Regions from separate parts of the Homo sapiens genome. Here region 2 is linked to region 1. A link is an interaction called in ENCODE POLR2A ChIA-PET data of the cell type or tissue named here. Cell type or tissue: OCI-LY7. All regions are shown on one strand. Each heading gives the region's core, and the rest is flanking DNA. Links, peaks and the distances in the headings are about the cores only.

What was found. ChIA-PET counts read pairs that join two places held together with the same protein. Peaks named below come from ENCODE experiments on the same cell type or tissue, not always from the same donor. Only the 100,000 strongest peaks of a DNase experiment are listed, where the experiment ranks them.
Region 2: POLR2A ChIA-PET joins it to region 1 with 11 read pairs; 2 of 35 experiments call an interaction of 5 or more read pairs at or near these places.

What each region holds. Positions count from the first base shown.
Region 1 is chr18:8,601,275-8,605,667 of GRCh38, reverse strand. No RefSeq gene overlaps it. Among named protein-coding and RNA genes, the nearest start is that of RAB12, 6.0 kb to the left of the region's middle. In OCI-LY7, for the core only: no CTCF peak of the experiment used is centred there; a DNase peak (open chromatin) is centred at 1,807; H3K4me3 peaks cover 1,455 bases; H3K27ac peaks cover 1,375 bases.
Region 2 is chr18:8,910,148-8,914,543 of GRCh38, reverse strand. No RefSeq gene overlaps it. Among named protein-coding and RNA genes, the nearest start is that of NDUFV2, 190 kb to the left of the region's middle. In OCI-LY7, for the core only: a CTCF peak has its summit at 1,588; DNase peaks (open chromatin) are centred at 1,683, 2,023 and 2,723; H3K4me3 peaks cover 3,635 bases; H3K27ac peaks cover 4,000 bases.

The sequences.
Region 1 (4,393 bases), core at 139-4,138:
GATCGTTGCTTAAGCCTGAATAGTAGAAAGTGATCTTAATAACCAATGGGAAAATTATTATTATTATTTCATGGCCTTTAAAATTTTTGTCAAAACATTGAGAACACTTCAACTATTGCTATACGTGTATAAAGACATGAAGAAAAAATTGTAAAGTTAGTATTTATTTAGGACACTATAATTTAAAATGCCGGAAACATTGAGAATTAAGTGTTTTTTTTTTTAAAATACTTATCAGGAATAGTTTGGGCCATGCATGGTGGCTCATACCTATAATCCTAGCACTTTGGGAGGCTGAGGTGGGAGGAGCACTTGAGCTCAGGAGTTCGAGACCAACCTAGGCAAAAAAGTGAGACTTCGTCTCTGTTATAATAAAAAAAACTATAAATAATTGTTTGAACAGTGCTTGTCTTCTTCTTGCCATATAACTTAATTCTTTCTTTCTTTATTTTTTTTTGAGACAGGGTTTCACTCTGTTTCCCAGGCTGGAGTGCAGTGGTGTGATCTCAGCTCTCTGAAGCCTTGACCTCCCAGGCTCAAGCAATCCTTCCACCTCAGTCCCCCAAGTAGCTGGGACTACAGGAATGCACCACCACACCTAGCTGATTTTTGTGTTTTTAGTAGAGACAGGGTTTTATCACGTTGCCCAGTCTGGTCTCGAACTCCTGAGCTCAAGCCATCCACCTGCCTCCGCCTCTCAAAGTGTTGGGATTACAGGCATGAGCCATTGCGTCCAGCCCATATAACTTACTATAAGGAGTTAAGATCTTTTTTATGCCTTGCTGAATTGTCATACTCCATTCTGTTTGGATCAGCTTCTAATTTTTCTTTCTTTTTTTCTTTTTTTGGGATGGAGTTTCCCTCTGTCGCCCAGGCTGAAGTGCAGTGGCACGATCTCGGCTCCCTGCAACCTCTGCCTCTCGGGTTCAAGCGATTCTCCCACCTCAGCCTCCTGAGTAGCTGGGATTACAGGGATGTGCCACCACGCCCAGGTAATTTTTGTATTTTTAGCAGAGACGGGGTTTCACCATGTTGGCCAGGCTGGTCTCAAGCTCCTGACCTCAAGTCATCTGTCCACCTCGGCCTCCCAAAGTGCTGAGATTACAGGCAGGAACCACTGTGCCCGGCCTCTAACTTTTCATCCTTTGAGCTTTCAGTGTCATGAAATAGCTCTGAGAGTTTCTTTAATGTTAGGTTTTTTGCCCGTGTCACTTCCTCAGGGCCACCTTTGTCCTTTTGATCACAGCCACTTTCCTCCTTGTGACAGCGACGAGCTGGCCGTTACAGAATTCCTGATCGCACATCTACAGCCTCCCGAGTGGCAGCAAAATCACATTTCCCACAGTCAGCTATTTCCTTTATTACTCCACTTAACAGTAGATTCAGGTTTCACTTCCAGCATTATCACTTTTTGTTTCTTTTTTTATTGTTATGAAAATAATTTTGAACTCACAGACTCCCTGAAAGGATCTTAGGGACTGTGGGTCATCCTAGACCACACATGGAGACCTGCTGCTCTAGGGATTACAGTCTGCATCCTGAACTCTTGAGTCTTTCCGAGTTTATATCGCAGCACTGCGGGTAACATGCAGGACGCTTGTAACTGTATGAGTCTACCCTCTCATCCTTCATGCTGTAGCTTTCGTATATGTTACATCTACATATGTTACCAACCCCACAATACAACCGTTTTTGCCTTAAACAGTTTGATGTATTTTAAAGACATTAAAAAGAAAAATACATTTTGTATTTACCTACAAATTTACCATTCTCTTTATTCCAGCCCGTAGCTCTGTTCTTCCATCTGGTTTCATTTCCCTTTTCTCTGAAGAACTTTTTTTTAGCACTTCTTATAGTGTAGGTCTGCTGATAACGAAATCTGTTTTCTTTTATCTGAAAATAGCTTTACTTCATTTTCATTCTGGAAGAATGCTTTCACTGGAAAAGCATTTCTATTTATTTGTTTGTTTGTTTATTTATTTATTTATTTATTTATTTTCAGAACAGGGTCTTGCTCTGTCACCCAGGCTGGAGTGCAGTGCGTGATCTTGGCTCACTGCAATCTCCACCTCCCAGGCTCAAGTGATCTTGCCACCTCAGTCTCCCAAGTAGCTGGGATTACAGGCACACACCACCACGCCTGGTTAATTTTTGTATTTTTTGTAGAGATGGGGTCTCACTGTGTTGCTCAGGGTGGACTCAAACTCCTGAGCTCAAGCAATCTGCCCACCTCAGCCTTCGAAAGTGCTGGGATTACAGGCGTGAGCCATCGTGCCCAGCCAGGAAAAGCATTTCTGAGTTGACTTTTTCTTTCAGCGTTTTAAAGATGTTATACTGTCTTCTGGCCTATATTGTTTTTCATGAGAAAACAGTGACACTGAAAATGTTGTTCTGTGTATGCAGTGTGTTCTTTTTCTCTGGCTGCTTTCAAAATTTTCTCTTTCTCTTTGCTTTTTAGCAGTTTGACTATGATGTGCCAAGGGATACCATTTTTGTTTTTTTATTTCCAATTCTGCTTTGAGTTTTACTGTGCTTCTTGAATATGAAAATATGTCTTTCACCAAAGTTGGGAAATGTTCAGCCATTAGTTCTTCAACTGTTTTTTCTGCCTCATTCTCTCTTTCCTCTCCTTCTGCCCTGGAGCTTCCTTTAAAGAACTTTCTCCTCCCTTCAGCAAAACTCCAAAAAAGTCTTCTAGGATGGGCTAGCCTGGGTTCTCCAGTTTCTGTCCTTCTTAGGAATGGAGTACAATCCTGTCCACCATGGGCTAGTAGTGCACAGACCCCAGGGCACAGCCCCCCACCAGCATCTCCATCCATGGCTGCCATATGGCACATTTTGTTTCTTTGCTGCTGCACTTTGATCTTTGTTGGCCAGTTTCTTCTTTTGATTGCCTATTTTTGTGAAATGTCACATGGGCTTACCACTGAAAGACAAGGAGGCATCACTGCTTCATGCTTTGCTGTCTGTGTATGAACTGACTGACTTACACAGAAATCAGTTACCAAGAGATTTTGATACAAGTGGTGTTGTAGTAAAGAATCTAACTCCATTTTTTTTTTGAGATGGAGTCTCCCACGGTCTCCCAGGCTGGAGTGTGGTGGCGTGATCTCCACTCACTACAACCTCCACCTCCTGGGTTCAAGCGATTCTCCTGCCTCAGCCTCCCGAGTAGCCAGAATTACAGGTGACCACCACCACACTCAGATAATTTTTTGTATTTTTAGTAGAGACAGGGTTTCACTATGTTAGCCAGGCTGGTCTTGAGCTCTTGACCTTGTGATCTGCCTGCTTTGGCCTCCCAAAGTGCTGGGATTACAGACATGAGCCACCGTGCCCGGCCTAACTCCATTTTTTGATGTCTGACTGCTGAAGTCTCACCTCGCCCTCTTCAGCTTCTGCCCCACATCTGGGCAAGCTGATAAGAAAGCCTGTGTGCTCCCTCCTTTGGTGACAGATTCAAACCATGCAAGTCCCTGCTTATGTGTAGAGCCCTCATCCTAGTCCACTCCCCAGAGCACAATCAATACCCCCAGCCAGTTTCCCTTCCTCTGTTCAAGCCATTTTCAAACCAGCTTGGGAGGGCCGCCCTATTCTTCCCAGAAATAACAAACCAATGTAAAGAACACATACACCTTCTTGGTGTGTGTGTGTGGTGTCATCAGTCTTGACATCCAAACCAAAAATTTTGATGGGAGTTCATTCTATTCTTCAAAGTGTCCACAACAGACATCATGGATCACTGATTATGATGTAAGTGTTGTTTATTTATGTAGTGATCTGTGAACTAAAGAGCTAGCTGTGAATTTTGTACTTCCTGCAATTACTCATAGTTAATATACCGTGGTAACTGAAATCTGAAATGCTGGGGAACTGGTGTTATTTAACTAAGCTGTGGTAACTGAAATTTCTACCATGCAAAGAGGACTGTCCATATTTAAAGCATTCATTGCAATGAGGGTGGGAGTGAGATTGCACTAGACTGAGTAACACACGCAAAGTGAAGACCAGAGATACAGAGAAGCAAGCAGGTCTTAATCTGGTTCCAGCCGAGATGCATTTTAGCCATTTTCATCACACATTCCCATAGAGACATACCACATTATGTGCCATTCCTATTGCTCTGATTATACCTTACTCCCTTTGCTCTTCCTCAAGAAAGCACATCAGAATGCCAGTGAGCAACTACGGCAATCACTGTTGGTTATCCATGCAACAACCACTTCCTCATTCTTTTCAATGCTAACGGAACCATGACTTTTGTTCAGATACCCACACTGCTCTGTGAAATAAAGTGTTTCGGCCAGAGCTTGCTCAAGCATCAGAACTGGAAGTTGAATGTTGATTCTCTAAGTCAATCATTCTGATTCTATTCTCCAGAGTGTGGCTTAGG
Region 2 (4,396 bases), core at 73-4,072, 310 kb before region 1:
AAATCGGAGTATCAAGAAATCCAAGCCAGGTCAAAACCAAAACCAAAGTATCAAGTAATCCAAGTCAAGTCAAAAACAAAAACCAAAGTGCTGGTACAGGCACGCCGTAGGTGATCAGGTCACCTTTCCACCCAAATGGAGTGGGCAAGTTCCAAAGACTAGTCTTACCAAGTTTTAGATGTCTGGACTCCAAGTGCCAGTTCCTTCCCGGTGTTCAGCCACTGCGTTGATCCTCCATGGGGGCCTGCCACGTGCTCCTCTGGCAAGGTGTTCCACTGGGGCAATTGCCTACCCAGGAGCGCTCTCAGGATCCATGTTGCTCAAGCTGGCCAGAGTCCCCCTCAGGGATGCTCCACAGGGCAGGCCTAAGCTGCCTAAGGGGCTGCCTTGACCATCTGTTAATCACCTCGCTTCCTGGTCAGGGAACCAAGAAATGTAGCAGGAGAAGCCACAGACAAAATCCCTCAGACACCGAGTTAAAGAAGGAAGGGCTTTATTCAGCTGGGAGCTTCGGCAAGACTCACGTTTCCAACAACCGAGCTCCCTGAGTGAGAAATTCCTGTCCCTTTTAAGGGCTCACAACTCTAAGGGGGTCCGTGTGGGAGGGTCATGATTGATTGAGCAAGCATGGGGTACGTGACTGGGGGCTGCATGCACCAATAATTAGAACAGAACAGAACAGGATAGGGATTTTCACAGTGCTTTTCTATACAATGTCTGTAATCTATAGATAACATAACCGATTAGGTCAGGGGTCTATCTTTAACTACCAGGCCCAGGGTGTGGCGCCGGGCTATCTGCTTGTGGATTTCATTTCTGCCTTTTAGTCTTTACTTCTTCTTTCTTTGGAGGCAGAAATTGGGGATAAGACAATATGAGGGGTGGTCTCCTCCCTTATTCTGAGTAGCTGGGATTACAGGCATGCACCACCATGCCCAGCTAATTTTTGCATTTCTAGTAGAGACAGGGTTTCACTTAAAATTTTTAGTGTATAAATAGGAAGGCTGAGTGTGGTGGCTGATGCCTATAATCCTAGCATTTGGGGAGACCAAGGCTGGAGGATCTCTTGAAACCAAGAGTTCGAGACTACCCTAGGCAAAATAGCTGGAACTCATCTCAATAAAAAAATTTAGCTGGATGTAGTGGCTCACACCTGTAGTCCCAGCTACTAGGGAGGCTAAGGAAGGAAGATCACTTGAGCCCAGGAGTTCAAGGCTGCAATGAGCTACGATTGTGGCACTGCATTCTAGTCTGGGAAACAGAACGAGACCTTAACTCTTAAAAAATAAAAAAAAAGAATGGGGAAAGTTGAACTTCTAAAAATAACCCCATATGGATATACTTGTCAGATCTGCTAAGTATTTCTACTCATAAGGGCGTAACTATCCTTTTTCTCACTCATACATATATTTAAACACTAAATTAGTCAATGCTACTAGGCCTGCCTTTTATTTCCCAGAATAGTGTTTGTTTGGAGAAAATCTAGAGGTATCTGACTTTTACAATAAAATGCAAAAACAAAGCATTCTTAAGCCACTCAGTGTTTTAAAAAAGAATGAAACAACCAAACACAACTGTGGTCTTTGGCTAACTTTCTAGAGAGAAGAAAACAAGCCATCTGCCGGTAACAGGCGGCTCTGGGGATGGCTGATCACAGGGCCGAATGAAATATTCGTAGTAATTAGTGGCAGCACCAAAATAGAAACTTCAGCAGTGCTTTTCCTGTTGTTATGGTGACAGCCCCCCAACAGCCCACCTCCCCGCAAAGACCCTGGCTTGGTGCATTCTGTGGCCTTCCATCTGGTGCCCTCCCATTGAATGCAGAGAAACTAAACTGACTGCTCATTTGTCCCCTCGAGGTTGTGTGTGTGTGCCGGGCTGCCAGGAGGAGGAGGGCGTGGACTGGAAGATTCCACAGGGCTGGGCCAAGGCTGTCCCCTGTGCTCAGCCAGAGCGACAGGAGAGCAGCTGATAGCCCAGGCTGCCAGACAGGTGCTGTCAAGGGGCCGAAAACTCACTGATGTCAGGAGACGGCACCCGGGTAATGATGAATGAGGCCTGGCCTGTGACAAACAGGCTCTTAACCTGCCGGTGTGGCAGGAGGAAGTGCTCCCTAGGGCTTCAAGTTACCTGAACAGCCCACACATTTGTCCCCTCTTGTTGAGCAATTTCCGTAGGTCCTTCAGAAGTTGTTAGGTGTCAACATTCTTGTTGCTCTGCTAAAAATCTAAGAATTTGGCCAAAAAGTCTGGTTTGCTCCTGCTCAAAGATTGAAGAAATAGAAATTGGGCTGCTTATTTTCCTTAGTCTTATTCATTTTGGAGCTCAATGTTTAAAACATTGATTTGAGCATCAATATTACATGCTGTTGTCAATGCCGTCTCTCTGGAGTCCCCAGGGACTGCAAATTGAGGAAACTGTTTAGGACGTAGCTTCTCTGTCAAGGCACCAGGAAGTATGGAGGTGGCACAAAAAAGTGCTTTGGAAAAAACGTGAGCTGCACTTAGGAAAAGGGTTTGATTTGCCATGGCATAAGTCTAAGTTTTTGGATATTTTATTCCCTTAATAAATCTTTCTTATATTTTGCTACCCTGTGGTCTGGAGTATTTGTGTAATGGATAGAGTTGATATAATTTGTCTGCTGCCCAGTGAGGCGATCTCATGACATTTCTGGGTAAAGGCTGCTGACAGGAAACACACATTTTCTTCTTTTTTTTTTTTTCTAGAGACAAGGTCTCATCCTGTCACCTAGCCTGGAGTGCAGTCATACAATCACAGCCTACTGCAGCCTCAAACTGAAGGGCCTAAGTGATCCTCCTACCTCCGCCTCCTAAGTAGCTGGGATTTCAGGTGTACACCATCACACCTGGCTAATGCTTTATTTTAATTAATTTTTGTAGAGCTGGGGTCTGGCTATGTTGCCCAGGCTGGTCTCAAACTCCTGGCCTCAAACAATCCTCCCACCTTGGCCTCCAAAACTGCTGGGATTACAAGCATGAGCCATTGTGCCTGGCCTTAGGAATATAGGCTTTCAAGTCACACCAGTCCCTATTTATATAAACCACAGCCTCAGGGTTTGCAAAGTAGGTGGCTGTCAGTTTTTCTTTCCCAGAGCCTACCTGGGGGTTGATAATCTGCACATAGGCTGGACACAGTCCTGTGAAACAGAATCATTTTGGGTAGCAATTTACTGGATTATAGACTGTTAGAGCTGGATGCTCTCAGGGGTTATCAAGTCACATTTGTCAGAAAAGCAAATGGGTCAGTGAACTGCTGCTTACAGGCAGAGCAGGGCTTGGGGTCCTAGCACCTCCCTCCATCCCAAAGCCCTCTATAGTCTAATTTAATTAGAGATGTTTGCACATGTGTAGTGTATGTGTGGAGGGGTGGAGGGTAGGTGTGTCGGGTGGACTAAAAAGAAAATAGATGTGGCAAATTCTGGTCTAGTAGGAAAGATGAGACACAGGAATATGTCCCAGCTGGAGAGTATTCTAAGGCTGATGAGAAGCACATGTGGTGTCATGTGGCCCTCTCCTTGGTGGGTCCCCTGTATCATGCTGAAGAAAAATAGTAACAGCCATAGGTTCTTAGTTGGAACAGACTTCAATTACAAAAGACAGAGTAACAAGAAAAAAAACCCAAAAGTTTATTCACATGTTTGTTTCAGATACACTTGGAGTCACTCAGAAATTGAGTAGTTCTCAAAGAAGTGGCTTTGATTTCAGCTTATATAGCATCCTCAACAAAGAACACTAAATTCGTTTAAAAGTGAAAGCAAGTTTGTTAGAGAAGTAAAGAAACAGAAGAATGCCTCCTCAATAGAACAGCAGTATGAACTGCCTGACTGAATATACTTATGGTTTTTGTTTTTATTATATGCTAAATAAGGGGTGGGCAATTCATGGGTTTTCCAGGAAAGGAGTAGGGAATTCCCAGAGCTGAGCGTTCCTCCCCCTTTTAGACTATATAGGGCAACTTCTGAACATTGCCATGGCATCTGTAAACTATCATGGTGCTTTTAGCATGCTAATGTGTTATAGGTAGTGTATAATGAGCAGTGAGGATGACCAGAGGTCACTTTTGTCACCCTCTTCATTTTGGTGCAATTTGGCCTGCTTCTTTTCTGCATTCTGTTTTGTCAGCAGAATCTGTATGACCTGTATCTTGTGATACCAGTCCTGCCAACCTCCTATCTCATCCTGTGACTAAGAATGCTTAACCTCCTATGAATACGGTGCAACGAGTCTTAGCTTTATTTTAACCAGCTTCTACTCAAGATGGAGTTCCTCTGGTTTGAACACCTCTAACATACTTCCCCCCTCCCTTTTAAAAGGGGACTCTCAATCCTAAGGGTTGCAGAGGGATGAAGATCCATCTTCTGTAACTTCTTCAGGCT